Regions from separate parts of the Homo sapiens genome. Here regions 1 and 2 are each linked to region 3. Evidence: read pairs that join two places in POLR2A ChIA-PET (ENCODE). Cell type or tissue: PC-9. All regions are shown on one strand.

What was found. Peaks named below come from ENCODE experiments on the same cell type or tissue, not always from the same donor. Only the 100,000 strongest peaks of a DNase experiment are listed, where the experiment ranks them.
Region 1: POLR2A ChIA-PET joins it to region 3 with 28 read pairs; 2 of 35 experiments call an interaction of 5 or more read pairs at or near these places.
Region 2: POLR2A ChIA-PET joins it to region 3 with 31 read pairs; 2 of 35 experiments call an interaction of 5 or more read pairs at or near these places.

Annotation. Positions count from the first base shown.
Region 1 is chr2:237,716,308-237,721,307 of GRCh38, forward strand. It overlaps LRRFIP1 (LRR binding FLII interacting protein 1), which reads left to right. Exons shown (of 24, transcript NM_001137550.2): 4 at 1,455-1,502; 5 at 3,216-3,260; 6 at 4,465-4,515. Among named protein-coding and RNA genes, the nearest start is that of RBM44, 80 kb to the right of the region's middle. RefSeq lists an enhancer at 1,229-1,745. In PC-9, no CTCF peak of the experiment used is centred here; no DNase peak of the experiment used is centred here; H3K27ac peaks cover 542 bases.
Region 2 is chr2:238,118,263-238,123,262 of GRCh38, forward strand. All of the region lies in intron 5 of ESPNL (espin like), which reads left to right. Among named protein-coding and RNA genes, the nearest start is that of KLHL30, 18 kb to the right of the region's middle. In PC-9, no CTCF peak of the experiment used is centred here; a DNase peak (open chromatin) is centred at 2,679; H3K27me3 peaks cover 4,428 bases.
Region 3 is chr2:237,862,226-237,867,225 of GRCh38, forward strand. All of the region lies in intron 1 of RAMP1 (receptor activity modifying protein 1), which reads left to right. Among named protein-coding and RNA genes, the nearest start is that of RAMP1, 5.1 kb to the left of the region's middle. In PC-9, no CTCF peak of the experiment used is centred here; DNase peaks (open chromatin) are centred at 2,946, 3,276 and 4,216; H3K4me3 peaks cover 1,293 bases; H3K27ac peaks cover 4,118 bases.

The sequences.
Region 1 (5,000 bases), 150 kb before region 3:
TTTTATTTCCTTTCTGAATTTATATTCCAAGGGAATAACCTACAGAAAAAGATATGGCTCATGTCCTTTTTGTCTTTTTTGTCCTTTTTGTACTCATGTCCTTTTTGTATTATTGAATTTTTAAAAGTATTGTTAAATTCTCCCTCCTAATTTCTGCTCTTCCAATTTTCTACTTACTGTCACCTCTAAGAGAAAGAGATAAGACCGTCTGAAAACTGCTTATTTTTAAATCTGGCCGCCCTTCGAAATGAAACAAAACCAAACATAGCAACAGCATGTTTTTGGTTATTGTAAAACAATTTCAAAAATGGTCTTGTATTTCTAGCACCTGATTTTTTCTCTTGATTATAAGATTTTAATGTATGAAGAGAAAACTCACATCTGTGTTATAATGATACGGAAGTTTGCTTAGTTGTTTCTTGATTTTCTTACTGGAAATTAAATAAAAAGGAGAGAAGCAAAACCCCATTATTTGGGCCCATGACCTGGCTTCCCACCTACCTTTGGGATTCCCTGATTGAGTGGCAGCAGTAGCCGTTCTGAATCTGCTTTTCTCATTTTAACTTGGACCACTGAACAGGATAAAAACATGGAAGTATAAGCTAAAGCAAGCTTGTCCAACCTGCGGGCCACATGCAGCCCAGAATGGCTATGAATGCAGCTGAACACAAATCGTAAACTCTTTTAAAACATTATGAAATTTTTTTTGCAATTTTTTTTTTTTAGCTTATCAGCTATCGTTAGTGTAGTTTATGTGTGGCCCAAGACACTTCTTCCAGTGTGGTCCAAGGAAGCCAAAAGATTGGACACCCCTGAGCTAATGTCACCTCCAGACATACATAACTTGTGGGTCTGCATATTTTTCTTCTGTACAAAGACCTCTTCTGTAGGTGGCAGTCATCTCTCCATCCCTGCTACAAAGACAGCAAAGTCTATGAATTCTCACAGGCCTAGACTCAGCATAGACATCAGGCAGCTAGAACAAGCGTCAGCACGCAGTTTCTCCCCTTCTCCTCTCAGTTTCCCTGAGGTCCCAACACCGGAATGGCTCTGAGCTTCTGCTTCTCTTCGATGGTGTTTTATTCCTTCATCGCGTTTGCTTTGAAGGCATGAGCAGCCTGTTGGAGGGGGCGTGAAGGCTGCTGGGCCGGCTTTACTGTCCTGCTCTCCCCCGAGGCCCTTCACCTGGGGAAGCTTCGTCCTGGGCTCTCTTGCTTTGCCGGGATGGGGTGGGCTGGGAGGATCTCTCTTCACAGCTCACAGCCTGCATGACTGCACGGGTGGCGGTCCCTGTGGAGAAGCCAGGCCTGGTGCCGACTGCTTTGCCTTGGCGTGTTACCTTCACCACACGGCTGGATGGCGGTTTGGAAATGCATGTCAGAACAGTGCCTTAGACAACTGCCTTTTTAAGAAATTTCACTTCTTGCCTAATTTTCTTTCCCTTCTGTCTATAGAAATATTATGGGCTGGATACAAAATGGGGTGACATCGAGCAGTGGATGGTAGGCCTTGAATATAATTTTGTTTTTACTCTTCCCTCCCCACTTGAATACAGTGTTGAGACTTAAATGGTTTATAATGTAATTCTTACGCAGTTTAACTATGTAGATAGATTCCTATTGCACCATAATTTAATACTGAGAGATTTTCTTCCGGGGATTTCTGCATCTGGTCTCTGTTTACATCCCCAAACGCAGCCTGCTTAGAAACAGTCCTGGTCTTGCCTGTTTGGTAGCCACTGACTGCTGATGTCTCCTGGCCAGCAGTTTGGGGAGGTCTCCACTACCACAGCCGCCCTGATCTCCTCGAGCACAGGGCTCTCCACCAGGACTCGGGCTGGGCATGCGCCCCTGGCTTGAGAACTTTCCAGAGAACATTCCCATTGGCTTCGCAGCTCACCAGGCTGTGGTTGGAACCTGAGAGGTACATTATGCTCCATTTCCTTCACTCATGATTACGACCAGCTGCCCCATCGCCCTCATTTAGACTTTATCTGCATTTGCTGTTGGGTTCTCTCTTCATCTTGTCCGCTGTGCCTGCCGAAACCACTGGTCTTTGGTAAGAAAACTCCTTTACCTTCTCCACCTGCTTCCTAGAACAGCCCCTCTGCCTTCCTGTGGATGGAGAGCTAGCCTGCCCCTGATGATACTCCTGTCCTTCTGGCTTTCTCAGGAAGCAGCGGCACCCACATAGGGAGGCTGCGGAAGGGGCACAATCTGTGTGCTTTCCACTGGTCCCGAGAGAGAGTGGCCTGGCCCTTCTCGTTAGTTCCTCTACCCGAGTCCTTCTACCTCTTCCTGTCCCTTTTGCTTTATTGCCTGGCCTCGTGGACTTCATCACATGCTTTTAGCATTTGAGAACCTGGCCAGGATGGAAATGTCCTATTAAATGTTCCTTATACATAAAATGATCTGAGGAAAATCCAAAATTATTTCCTAACATCTTACGTACTGGGTATAAAAGAGGTTCGCTCTTCAGATATACAGAGCACACACTTACTGTATTGAAAATATGATTACATTCAGCCTAGGCAAACCATCATTTTAGGCTTACATGACATAAATGTATTTTTGTTAAATCTTAAGACATTTCTGTCCACAGGCATGGTGATATAAGAAAGAGAAAAAAAGAAAAGAAATATTTAAAAAATCTTTACACATTCTTTGAAGTTGTATCATTGTTTTATATACCACTGAGAAAGAAAAAATGCTAATTATAACTGAGCAACTTGGATTATAAGATACATCCCCAGCTTCAGAGATGTCCAAGTGTGAAAAACCGTGTGTGTCTTAGAATCCACAATACATAGTAGAAAGAGTGACATCCTTTTCGGATATTGTGTGGAAATGATTTATCTTCTGATTCCCGAAGAGAGTGAGGTTCTGAAAGTAAGGGGAAAAGTAGATTGATTTAAATGGATCAGATGATAGAGGTTAGAAAAAAATTAAGACCCAGCTTCTGCCCCAAACACTGTTTTTACAACAAAAATGAAGTATGCAAATTATTTTTGTGCTTAAGAACCTCCCACCCCAGAAAAAAACATTTTTACCCACTGGTTTAATTAAAGCCTTTAAATGAAGGCAAAGAAAATATTTATGTGACATTTAGATCAGAACTGCTGTATTATGGTGCAGTGGGACTACCTAAGCTTTTTTAAAGCACTTTTCCTGTGTCCATCTGTCTCTAACCTTTTCATGCTGTTTCTTCATTGTTAGGAAGACAGTGAGCGCTACTCTCGTAGATCCAGAAGAAACACATCGGTTAGTACCGTGTTCATTCATTACTTGGGCAATTTGATTGAATTCTAATTTATGCTTGCAGTGGCTGAAGTATATATAATATATTCAATCTCTTAATGATGATATCATCTCTTAAAGAAATTAACTAATACTATTAATGATAGAATACTGATATTATTACCTAAATAAAGACTATGAACTTAGCTTTTAGCATTTTGACCTAAATTTGATAAGGAGAGTGTGTTTGAGAAATTTTTCAGTATTAATATATTCATGACAGCTGTAGTGCTTTTTGTGCCATTGAATACCCATAAATAATCTGCATAGTAATATACACCAATGCTGTGTATTTATATTACCCGTGAGATAAAGAATACTACTTGGATGAAATTACTTTTTTTTTTTTTTTTTTTTTTTTTGAGACAGAGTCTCGCTTTGTCACCCAGGCTAGAATGCAGTGGTGCGGTTTTGGCTCACTGCAACCTCCACCTCCCAGGTTCAACAATTCTCGTGTCTCAGCCTCCCAAGTAGCTGGGACTACAGGCGCCTGCCGCCACACCTGACTAATTTTTGTATTTTTGGTAGAGACGGAGTTTCCCTATGTTGCCCAATCCGGTCTCGAACTCCTGGGCTCAAGTGATCTGCCCACCTCGGCCTCCCAAAGTGCTGGGATTACAGGCATGAGCCACCGTGCCTGGCCCTGAAATTACTTTTTTTTTGAGATGGTGTCTTGCTCTATTGCCCAGGCTGGAGTGTAGTGGTGCAGTCTTGGCTCACTGCAATGTCTGCCTCGTGGGTCCAAGTGATTCTCATGCCTCAGCCTCCTGAGTACCTGGGATTACAGGCACGTGCCATGACACCCGGCTAATTTTTGTATTTTTTGTAGAGACAGAGTGTTTCGCCTTGTTGGCCAGGCTGGTCTCAAACTCCTGACCTCAAGTGATCTGCCTGCCTCGGCCTCCCAAAATGCTGGGATTACAGGCATGACACCACACCTGGCCCTGAAATTACTTTAAATCCATATTGCCCATAAGCAGACAGAGATCCACAAAGCCCATGCTGTGGAGGACCTAGACTGGTGTCCCCTGAGATGTCCAGGGGTGGCTGGCCCCCTCACTGCTGTGGGTTGGGGTCAGTTCCCAGCATCCCCCTGAAACTTGGGCACTGGTTCTTCATGTATGTTGTATGATTCCTTCACGGTTGTTCTCGTCCTTTCTTTTAATAGGCTTCTGATGAAGACGAGCGCATGTCAGTGGGTAGTCGTGGAAGCCTGAGGGTCAGTAACCAGAATGATGGAGTTTGCATGGCACAGTTTCTGGTCCAAGCCCTTTACTTTCTCATCCCCGCATTCTGATTTCTTCTTCATTATCCCCGTGGTCTGATAGTCAATATTTAACCGATGAGATGCTTACTTAAAATCAAATCAATGGGGGATGTTTCTTTGTTGCTGTAGAGAGATGATTTATATGCATAGGCACGTTGGTTGTTTCTTTCTCCCGAGATGAAGTCATCTTTTTTTCAATACTTATCCACATCACAAAGCTCCCAAGCCTTGATTAGCACAGTTGTCTCAGCACATTGGTGTTCCACAGGAATGCAAAGGCGCGTCTGCCCTTTAGTAAGTCTGTATCCACTGACACCCATGCTCCTGGTAAAATCGGAACCTCTATTAAAGTAGCTGTAAGTTAATTATTATTGAGCAATGTTTTGGCATAGCCACTATAGACTGCCTGCTGAAAACCTGGACCAGGACTGGATCCG
Region 2 (5,000 bases), 260 kb after region 3:
ATGGATGGTGGAGGGTGGATGGAGGAGGAATGGATGGAGGAGGGTAGATGGAGGAGGGTGGGTGGAGAAGGTGGATGGAGGAGGAATGGATGGAGGAGGAATGGATGGAGGAGGTGGATGGAGAAGGGTGGATGGAAGAGGGTGGACGGAGGAGGGTGGATGGAGGAGGAATGGATGGAAGAGGTGGATGGAGGAGAGTGAATGGAGGAGGTGGATGGAAAAGAGTGGATGGTGGGAGATGGAGGAGGGTGGATGGAGAAGGGTGGATGGAGGAGGAATGGATGGAAGAGGTGGATGGAGGAGAGTGAATGGAGGAGGTGGATGGAGAAGGGTGGATGGAAGAGGGTGGATGGAGGAGGGTGGATGGAGGAGGAATGGATGGAGGAGAGTGGTTGGAGGAGGGTGGATGGAGGAGGAGAGATGGAGGAGGGTGGATAGAGGAGGAATGGATGGAGGAGGAATGGATGGAGGAGGGTGGTTGCAGGAGGATGGATGGAGGAGGGTGGATGGAGGAGGGGAGATGGAGGAGGGTGGATGGAGGAGGAATGGATGGAGGAGGAATGGATGGAGGAGGGTGGAAGGAAGAGGGTGGATGGAAGAGGACGGATGGAGGAGAAATGGATGAAAGAGTTGGACGGAGGAGGTGGATGGAGGAGGGTTAATGGAGGAGGAATGGATGGAAGAGGATTGATGGAGGAGGGTGGATGGAGGAGGGTTAATGGAGGAGGAGTGGATGGAAGAGGATTGATGGAGGAGGGTGGATGGAGGAGGGTGAATGGAGGAGGAATGAATGGAAGAGGATGGATGGAAGAGGGTGAATGGAGGAGAGTGGATGGAAGAGGATGGATGGAGGAGAAGTGGATGAAGGCCTTGGATGGAGGAGGAATGGATGGAGGAGGGGAGATGGAGGAGGGTGGATGGAGGAGGAATGGATGGAGGAGGGTGGATGGAGGAGGGTGGAAGGAAGAGGGTGGATGGAAGAGGATGGATGGAGGAGAAATGGATGAAAGAGTTGGACGGAGGAGGTGGATGGAGGAGAAATGGATGAAGGAGTTGGATGGAGGAGGTGGATGGAGGAGGGTGAATGGAGGAGGTGGATGAAGGACGTGGATGAAGGAGTTGGATGCAGGAGGTGGATGGAGGAGGTGGATGGAGGAGGGTAGATGGAGGAGGGGAGGTGGAGGAGAGGAGGTTAGATGAAGGAGGAATGGATGGAGGAGGTGGATGGAGGAGGTGGATGGAGGAGGTGGGTGGAGGAGGGGAGATGGAGGAGGTGGATGGAGGAGGTGGATGAAGGAGGAATGGATGGAGGAGGTGGATGGAGGAGGTGGATGGAGGAGGGGAGCTGGAGGAGGGGAGGCCTGGGGCAGTTACTGTGACAAATCCCTCTAACCTAGCTCGGTTTCTGCCACACCTCTTTTACTGGTCATCCCTTCAGGAAGGTGTTCTGAAATCACCTGGCCCTTCTTTTCGGGTGAGGGGACTGAGGACTGGAAGGTGTCATCGCCCTCCACCCCCCAAACCCTTTGTCTCCCCAAGGGGTTGCTGTGCCTCCTCTTCTCTGATGTGTCCCCTCAGAGCATCTGGGACCAACTGGGGCAGAGCCACAGTCCCCCCCACCCCAGCCCCTGGGGCCTGCTGGACACTTGTCACACTGCCACCACTGGGGCCTCTGTTGGCACTGACGGAAACCCACACCAGTCCTGCCGTGCTGCACAGGTGGCTCAGGTGGCCTCCGGGGAGCACGGCTCTGCCCTGGTTTTTCCCTGGTGCAGCAGTTTCAGGAACTAGAATTCAGTCACTGTTGGAAGTCACGTATTTACTAAATGGTGTGCTTGCTAGGCGTCCAGCGGGTCCTGGTTCAGCAGAAGGCTGTCTTTCTGGCTTGGCTGAGAAGGTGGTGGCGCTCTGCTGGCTTCTGCCACAGAAGATGGTGCTCCATGGCCCACAGCCCAGGAGTGCCGGCTGCCTGGGTCTCCCCACAGCTCCTTCAAGGCCGCTAGGTCAGCCTTGGCCTTTTTTGGGCCCCTCCCTGCACTTCCTCCCTGGATGGCAGCCGAGATTAGCAGGTGGGGACAGCAGCAGCTCTGCAGGTGTCCCAGCCTCCACAAGCCCCTGGCACAAGGGAACAGCCCCGCCCGACCTCCTGGGAGTCCCTGACACTGTTCCCGCCCCAGCCATTCTGGGGTCCCATGCCTGGGCTTTCTGTCCAAGCAGCGCCTCTGCCTTCTGTCCCCAGACCCCGTGGTAGTGGAGGACGGGTCGTGTTAGGCTCGCCACGTCCTTCCCATCCAGAGTCCCCTCCTGCCCGCGCCTGGGCGCCCCCTGCCCGGCGCATGAAAACCCAACCCCGGGGCCTTCCCGGCTCCTCAGTCTGCAGCTTCAGGAGCCGGTTTGGGAGCTCGGGGTAGGGACTGGAGCCTGTCTCCGTCTTCTCCCTCTGGGAGGGTCTGGTGACGGCAGGGGGTGCTCGTCTCTCACCACTGGAGCTGTCCCCTCTTCAGGCCTCTGAGGGAGGGCAGGCTGTCAGCTGTGGGCTGGGGGAGGCCGTGTGCCTGCTGCAATATTGATGGGAATGCAGTCCGCAGGGGCTGCTCACACTGGCCGCCTCCGAGCTGGCCTCAGAAGAGGTGGTGAAATCCATCATCTTCCCCATGACAGCACAGCCTGTATCTGCCCCCAGGGGACTCGTGCATTCCAAGAGCAGCAGCAGCTTGGGGAGCAATGCTGGACAGGAGTGCTGAGACCTGCCCTGTGGGAGGTGCCCCCTCGGTACCTCCTTTGTGTTGGGTCTGTGGGGCCCGCCCAGCTCGGGCTCTGCTCAGGGTGCTAGGGAAGGCCAGCCCTGACCCTCCCTGGGCCTTGGGGCCCCTCTCCACGCAATGAGGGATGCGGTCTTGAAGGCCAGGGGCTGCCCTCGAGGCAGGCCCCCTCCCCTCTGCTAGCCAAGGAGCTGGGATCCTGGCTGTGGGGCTCTGAGTGCCCTGTCTGGGCAGGAATGGTGAATAGAACCCTCCATGCTCGGGGAGCAGAGCCTCTGGCATCTCCCATGGTGTCCAGGGCTGTCCCACTCACCCCCACCCGCCAGCACTGGTGCTGCCCTTCCTGGGCATGGGGCACTGGCAAGTTCTGAGCATCTCTAAACCCCAGTTTTCTCACCACAGGGTCTCTGTCACCCAGGCTGGAGTGCAGTGGCACAGTCTCAGCTCACTGCAGCCTCAGCCTTCCAGGCTCAAGTGATCCTCCCACCCCAGCCTCCCAAGTAGCTGGGACTACAGGTGTGCGCCACCACACCCAGCTAATTTTTGTATTTTTTGTAGAGACGGGGTTTGGCCATGTTGGCCAGGCTGGTCTTGAGCTCCTGGGTTCTAGTGATCCTCCCGCCTCTGCCTCCCAAAGTGCTGGGACTACAGGCATGATCCACCGTACCCGGCCCAGAGCCTTGTTTTTTGGGTAGAGGAGAAGCTCCTCGAGCACCCAATGAGGCGCCTGCCCTGGTGGGCCCTCCGGACAGGTGTACTCCCTCCCCTTTGGTCCAGAAAGGTACTAAGACATCTTTATTTTATATATGAGGAAACTGAGGCCCAGAGAAGGTGAGAGGCTTCCTGGGCACTCTCCTCCCGCTGGGAAGGGTGGCACCCACACAGCCAGTAATGGAATCTCAGCCATGGCAACGGGTGTCCGGCACCCATCCGTGGGCCGTGATTCTCTCTGACCGGGTGGCATTACAGGCCTGTGACCTGGCTCACCACGATGCTCTCCATGTATAATGCATGCAGCCTCCGCGGTGCTCAAATCTCACCAAAAACCAGGGACAGCGACAGCGGTCGGGGCCGTGGGGCCACATGACCACCAGCCTCAGGGCAACTGTCCAATGCTGGGATTCGGGGCAGCACATGTCTAAATGTTAAGACCCCAACGGACAGGACCCTGACATCTGCGCCTCCAGATCCCTGAGGCTCCATCGTGTCCAGGGCCTTCCTATGGGAGCCAGGGGTGTGGTTACTCCCGTTGCCGGAGAAACGCCACAGCCAGACTTCTCATCCCTGTTAAACTCAGAGACCATCCTAATACCGAGGGTGGCAGCAGCGTCAAGGTCTGAATGCCACTGTCTTGCAGGCCCATGCCAGGTGCTCTCCATAGTCCCTCAAATTTCCAAGAACTCTGATTTACAGGTGAAGAAATGGAGGCTCAGGGGGTGGCGTCCCGGGCTTCTCGTTGGTGAGGAGTGGAGCAGGGCTGGGCCACAGGGACCTCGAGTAAGGTCCCCCAGGCCACAGATGCTGTGCTGGGGCCAGAGTCCGGTAGTCCCCTGAGCCCCAGACTAACTTCCACCTCTTTTGTCTTCCCCAGCATAAGAGGGCGGCTGCCATCCTGCCAAGCCCCTCACTCTGCCAGGGGTGGCCCCTCTCCACTGACAGCAGGTTCCATCTCAGGGAGGGGGCTGAGGGCTCCCAGGCAGGGGCAGAGAGGAGGCGAGAGGCACCATCCCACTCCCGGCTTGGTCCTGGCTGGGCAGGGGACAGTGCGGGGGCATTGGGGTGGCCTTGCTGTTGAGGGGCCCACTCCAGGCAGGGCTCAGCCCACCTCTGTCGGTGACACCACTTGTGTCTGGCTTTTCTGGCCGCGTCTGGTCTGGAGTCTGACTCTGCCCTGCTTGAAGCAGCGACGCCAGCCTCTCGCTATGTCTTGAACGTGGACAAAGACACCAGACTCCTGGGTCCAAGACGGAGGACCTTCCTTCAGCACGGCAGGGAGCACACATCATGCTTTGAGGCGTTCCCTTGCCCCCGAGTCCCAGGTGGTGCGAGTTGGGTCCCGATGGCAGCTGTGCCGCATAGGTCTGTATCTCCTCTGAGGACCGTTGAGTCTGGGGAACACGCCGTTGCTCAGCAGACAGCAAGTCAGTCCTAGTCCCTCAGTCGCTCCCTGCACACACAGCCCTGAGAAGTGGCCCAGAAAGGACAGCCAGGCTTTGTGTTCTTGGTCTTTCCCTAGAG
Region 3 (5,000 bases):
TGCTTCAGATTGCCATGCGGTTTTAAATCTGGACACAGTTCTCATGCCAAAGTCCAAATCTGAAGGATTCTTATTTGTTAATCAACTCAGTGTGTTTGTTTACCCTCTCTGTGTGTCTAGCTGCAGGAAGAAATTTCTGGATTTTTGTCTTCCTTCCACAGGCGCATGCCTGTCAGCGTGCTTATTACCAGTCCGAGGCCAGGGCTGTTGAGAAACATTTATATCCACAGTGCAAATGGTAGATTCAGCTCCGGGAAATGTTTTAGGTGGAATCTTTAGTTAAGGCTAGTTGGAAAAGTCTGTCCTGATTTTTTTCCCCAGAATGCGCCCATTTCATAGCTTCTAATCAGTTACAACTGGCGTCTGGCTGACTGTGTGATGCAGGTGCCATGTGTAGTGTGAATTCCAGCGGAAATGCTGAGCCCAGAGAGTGAAGCCCCTCGGGCTTGCCTGCCAGTGCCCCTGCCAGTGCCCCCACCCCCAACTCAGGCCTAGAACCCCTCTTTCCTGACGGTCTTTGTGGTATGGTGGGCTGGCCCTCAGTGGTCTCTGAGCCAGGCCTGGCCATCCAGATGGTCCCAGGGAGGAGACTGGCCGCAGGCTGGACAGTCAGTGTTCTGCTGGAACCACGGGGAAAAGCTGCGTCTTTCCTCCAGGCTGGATCTGAGTGGGGCTGCCACAGTCTACCCTGTGAGCCATGGGGGAGTACCTGTCCATGACATAGAGCACTCCTGAAGCCTTTTGAGCCCCTAGATCGAGCTCATGGGGTACACATTTCCATCATGTGACCCATAACGTTTGAGATGGGTGTCTGTCCCTTGCAGGGACGGCAGGCTCAGGGGGCTCCGAGAATGGCGTACCTGGGGGACTGTGGGAATCCTGCCCAAGAGCCTCCTCCTCCACTGGGGACCCAGGGAGGCCTCCTGAAAGAAGAGGTGCTGCAGCCAGGAAGACAGTGGGAGCTGGGAAGGGGACAGGGGAGCCCGGGCTACAGTGGCCCTGGTGGCTCCAGCACTTGCTGGACCATGTGCCCACTGCCCCAGCCCACCAGTTTCTTGGTGGCAAATGAAGAGGCAGAGACGGTGCTGCCAGGGCACTGTTCAGTTCCCAGCCTGCCATACCCCCTGCCTACCTCTGACACATCCCACAGCAGACATATGAAGCCCTGGAGGGATGTCCTTGTCCCCAGTCCTCTCTGCTCCAGAACAGGAGGACTCTCAGCTGGGTGATGTTCCTGGAGGACCTGTTTCTCCTTAGTGAGGAGGATGCGTCAACACGGCCACCATAGGAGGGCTCCCAGCCCAAACAAAATCGTACTCACTTCACCGAATGATGTTATTCTGTTCAGGAAAAATATTTTTTTCCTAAGATGGTTTATTTCAGTAATTTCTGGGGCATCCGAAAGGCATCACTTTAACCATCTTTTAAATCACGGCTTCTGGGTGGCTTTGTTGGAGCAGGGTCCAGGGGGACACACTAGCCAGATGTGGCAGGAGTGCAGGGCTATGGGCCTGAGTCACAGGCCCCCCGACTCTACGTTCTCAGCTCTCTCGGTGACTCCTCCCCGTGCTCCGAGAGTGCTTCACTCCCTCCCATGTGCAGTCACATGGTGGATTCTCTGGGACCGAGAACCAGAATCCCAAAACCCCAGGCCCCGGCTGTCCACTGTGCCCTCCGCCAGGGTCAGCACCACCTCCACCCCTCACGGGGACAACTGCCCAGCCTCCCAGAACCCCCACCCCACCCACCACCCCAGGGACAGGGGGTCTTCCTCTGTGCCCCCAGCAGACCCTCAGGGTACGTTAGTGTCACCCCCACACATGCCATGTTCAGGCCCCCAGGCCTTGGCTCCGGGGAAGCAGCTCCTGAATTAGCTGAGAGTTCTGGGAAACCACGGGGGCAGGAGGGGAGGCAGAGTGACCTGGCCCGTGGCCTGGGCCAGCTCACTCCAGGGGGTGGGGTACAGCTTGCCCAGGAAGCCCTGCCCCCTGTTCTCCCGGACCACGTATCCCCACACGAGTCTCAGGAAGGACTGTCTTGAGTCTGACACCACCTGGGAGGAGAAAAGTCAGTGATTTGCCCAACCATGCGCGTGTTTGCTTCGTAAGGCCTGCCGCTGTCAGGTACCCTGGCCCCAGGCCGGGAGGGGAAGAAGCCTAGAAAGCATTGCCTCTTCAATGGACACTTGGTGACTGACACCCGGGGTGGCTCTCTCTGCAGGGATTTTCTTGCCTCTGGAGGAGACAGTTGTGAGAGGGAAGCGGGGGAGGTGGATGGATGAGGGAATGCCGGGAAAGCGCTGCACCGTTTCTCCTGGAAACACCCATCTGCCACCTCACACACGGGACACACAGGGTCAGGACTCTCACACACGTGGGACACCCAGGGTCAGGACTCGGAGGGGGCAAAGGACAGGGGTGCAGAGCAGCCTGCTACAGTAGGGTGTCCTACACAACCCAGGGCAGCTCCCCCAGAGGATGATCCCACACCAAATGTCCATAGTGCCAGGGTGGGGCAGCCCTGCTGCATGTCAACCATGTAGACATGTGGTGCTACTTAAATGCAGCAGGAAATAAACAGGAGACCACGGAGCACAGCCCTGAGGAGCAGCGGCAGCACAGTCCAGAGGGCAGAGGGCAAGGACGGTTGTGCAAAGGCCCTGCTTTGGAAGTTCCTGGAAGCCTTTTTGACTGAAGCATGGTGGGGAAGAGGGCTTTGAGCCGAAGCTGGTGCTGGAGGAAAGACCCATTCTCTAAGCATTCAGATCTCATTCCTAGGGCAGTGGGAAAACCTTGAAGGACATTAAAGGGGGTGACAGGACAGAAGGTGTGGTTTAAAGGAGCCCTCAGCTGTGGCCCCCAGCATGGGCAGGAGGCCAGGCAAGGATAGGAGTGGGAGGGTTCCAGGGAGTCCTGGAGGCGAAAGTGATGGACTCCAGTCCCTGGGCCTGGATGCAGGAAGTGAGGCAGCGCTGAGGAATGAAGAACAGCACCTGGCAGAGCTCCTGGGGGAGTAGGGAGGGCAGGGCAGGGGAGAAGAGAGGAGAGGAGGGGAGGGGAGAGCAGGGGAGAGGAGAGGAGGGGAGGGCAGGGGAGAAGAGAGGAGGGGAGGGGAGGGCAGGGGAGTAGAGAGGAGAGTGCAGGGGAGGGGAGATGACACCCCAGGCCACAGCCAGGGCTGCCAGGAAACATGGGAGCCCCAGGCAAACTGGAATTTCAGATAAACAAGAAGCATAAGCCTGTCTCATACAGTATCGGGAACATGCCTCAAAAACCACCGTTTCTCTGAGATGCAGATTTCGCAGGGCCTCCTGTCATTTGCTGCACCTGGCAGCCCCGTCCTCAGCAGCCACATGGGGTTCAGCGTTCCCCTTGGATTCTGAGGGGTGATGGTACGTAGACAGGAGTCTATGCAAATCAAGGGTTCAGAAAGAGGTATGGCCAAGAGAGGTGTTTCTGGCGGCAGCAGGGCCTGGCCTATGTCAAATCCTTGCTTGGAGGGGTGACCGGTGAGAGTGGGTAGAAACAGGCCCAGGCTCCTTGTGAGAGGCCAGAGAGGACGGCCAGGGAGGACAGAGAAGGAAACGGGCCCCAGGCACCACTGGGCACCTTGACATGATTGGTGGTGGAGGGAGGCAGATGGCAGGGTCCTTTGCAGGAGAGGCAGCGGCGAAAGCTGCCCTTAGGAGGCAGCGAGGAGGTGAAACCAGAGAGCATGCCTGTGTAGGTTTCCTCCAGTGCCTTATGGTTCTAAACACACAAACCTTTGATGCATCTGGAATTTACCTTAATTTCCTAGCAATTTTTATCAATGGCTCAATATTTGGGGGATTTTCATGGTAATTGCACTGAATGTATTAACTGGTCAGGGAGGATTACATCAAGACCACCGGCTCGAGAAACAGCAGTCTGTTCCTCCACCCCCACGTCTGCATCCAGGCCCTTCCACAGAGATCTCATTTCTCCTGCAGATGACTCATTCAGTGTCTAGGAATCCGGTGCTCTGTGGCCACTACCGAGAGTGGGATATTTTCCCCCATTTTATTTTCTAGCTGGTCATCGCTGGGCTAAGAGGAAGCTCCTCTTCTGTGTGTTTCTTTTGTGACTGTTGTCACCCTGTGCCTGTTTTTTATTTTAGTTTTTTTGCTTCCTGCTTGGTTCTTCAGGCCAGTCATAAGGTCACCCGTAACCTAGGGTGGTCCTACCACCTCTTAACAATTTTCCCTGTTTTGTTCTCCAGTCGTACTGTGTTGGAGAGTGACTCACTGCTGAGTAGGGGAGTGACAGCAGCTGCCTTCCTTTGCTGCTGGCGATGGCAATACAAGTGACCCTTGAACAACGCAGGGGTGGGGCGCCGAACCCCCACATGGTCAGAAATTCGAGTGTAGCTCTTGACTCCCCCAAAGCTTAACGACAGCCTACTATTGAGCAGAGGCCTTACTGATAACATTATCTGTGAGTTAACCCATATTTTGTATGTTACATGTATGTATACTGTATTCTTTTTTTTTTTTCTTTTTTTGAGACTGAGTCTCCCTCTTTTGCCCAGGCTGTAGTACAGTGGTGCGATCTTGGCTCACCACAACCTCCAACTCCCGGGTTCAAGTGTTTCTCCTGCCTCAGCCTCCCCAGTAGCTCAGATTATAGGTGCCCGCTACCATGCCCGGCAAATTTTTGTATTTTTGGTAGAGACGGGGTTTCACTATCTTGGCCAGGCTGGTCTCAAACTCCCAACCTCAAGTGATCCATGCATCTTGGCTTCCCGAAGTGCTGGGATTACAGGCGTGAGCCACTGTGCCCAGCCTATACTGTATTCTTATAATGAAGTAAGCTAGAGAAAAGAAAGTGTTATTAAGAAAATTAGACCCAGCATGGTATCTCACGCCTGTAATCCTTGCATTTTGGGAGGCCAAGGTGGGAGGATCGCTTGAGTCCAGGGGGTGGAGGTTGCAATGAACCAAGATCACACCACTGCAATCCAGCGTGGGCAATAGAGTGAGA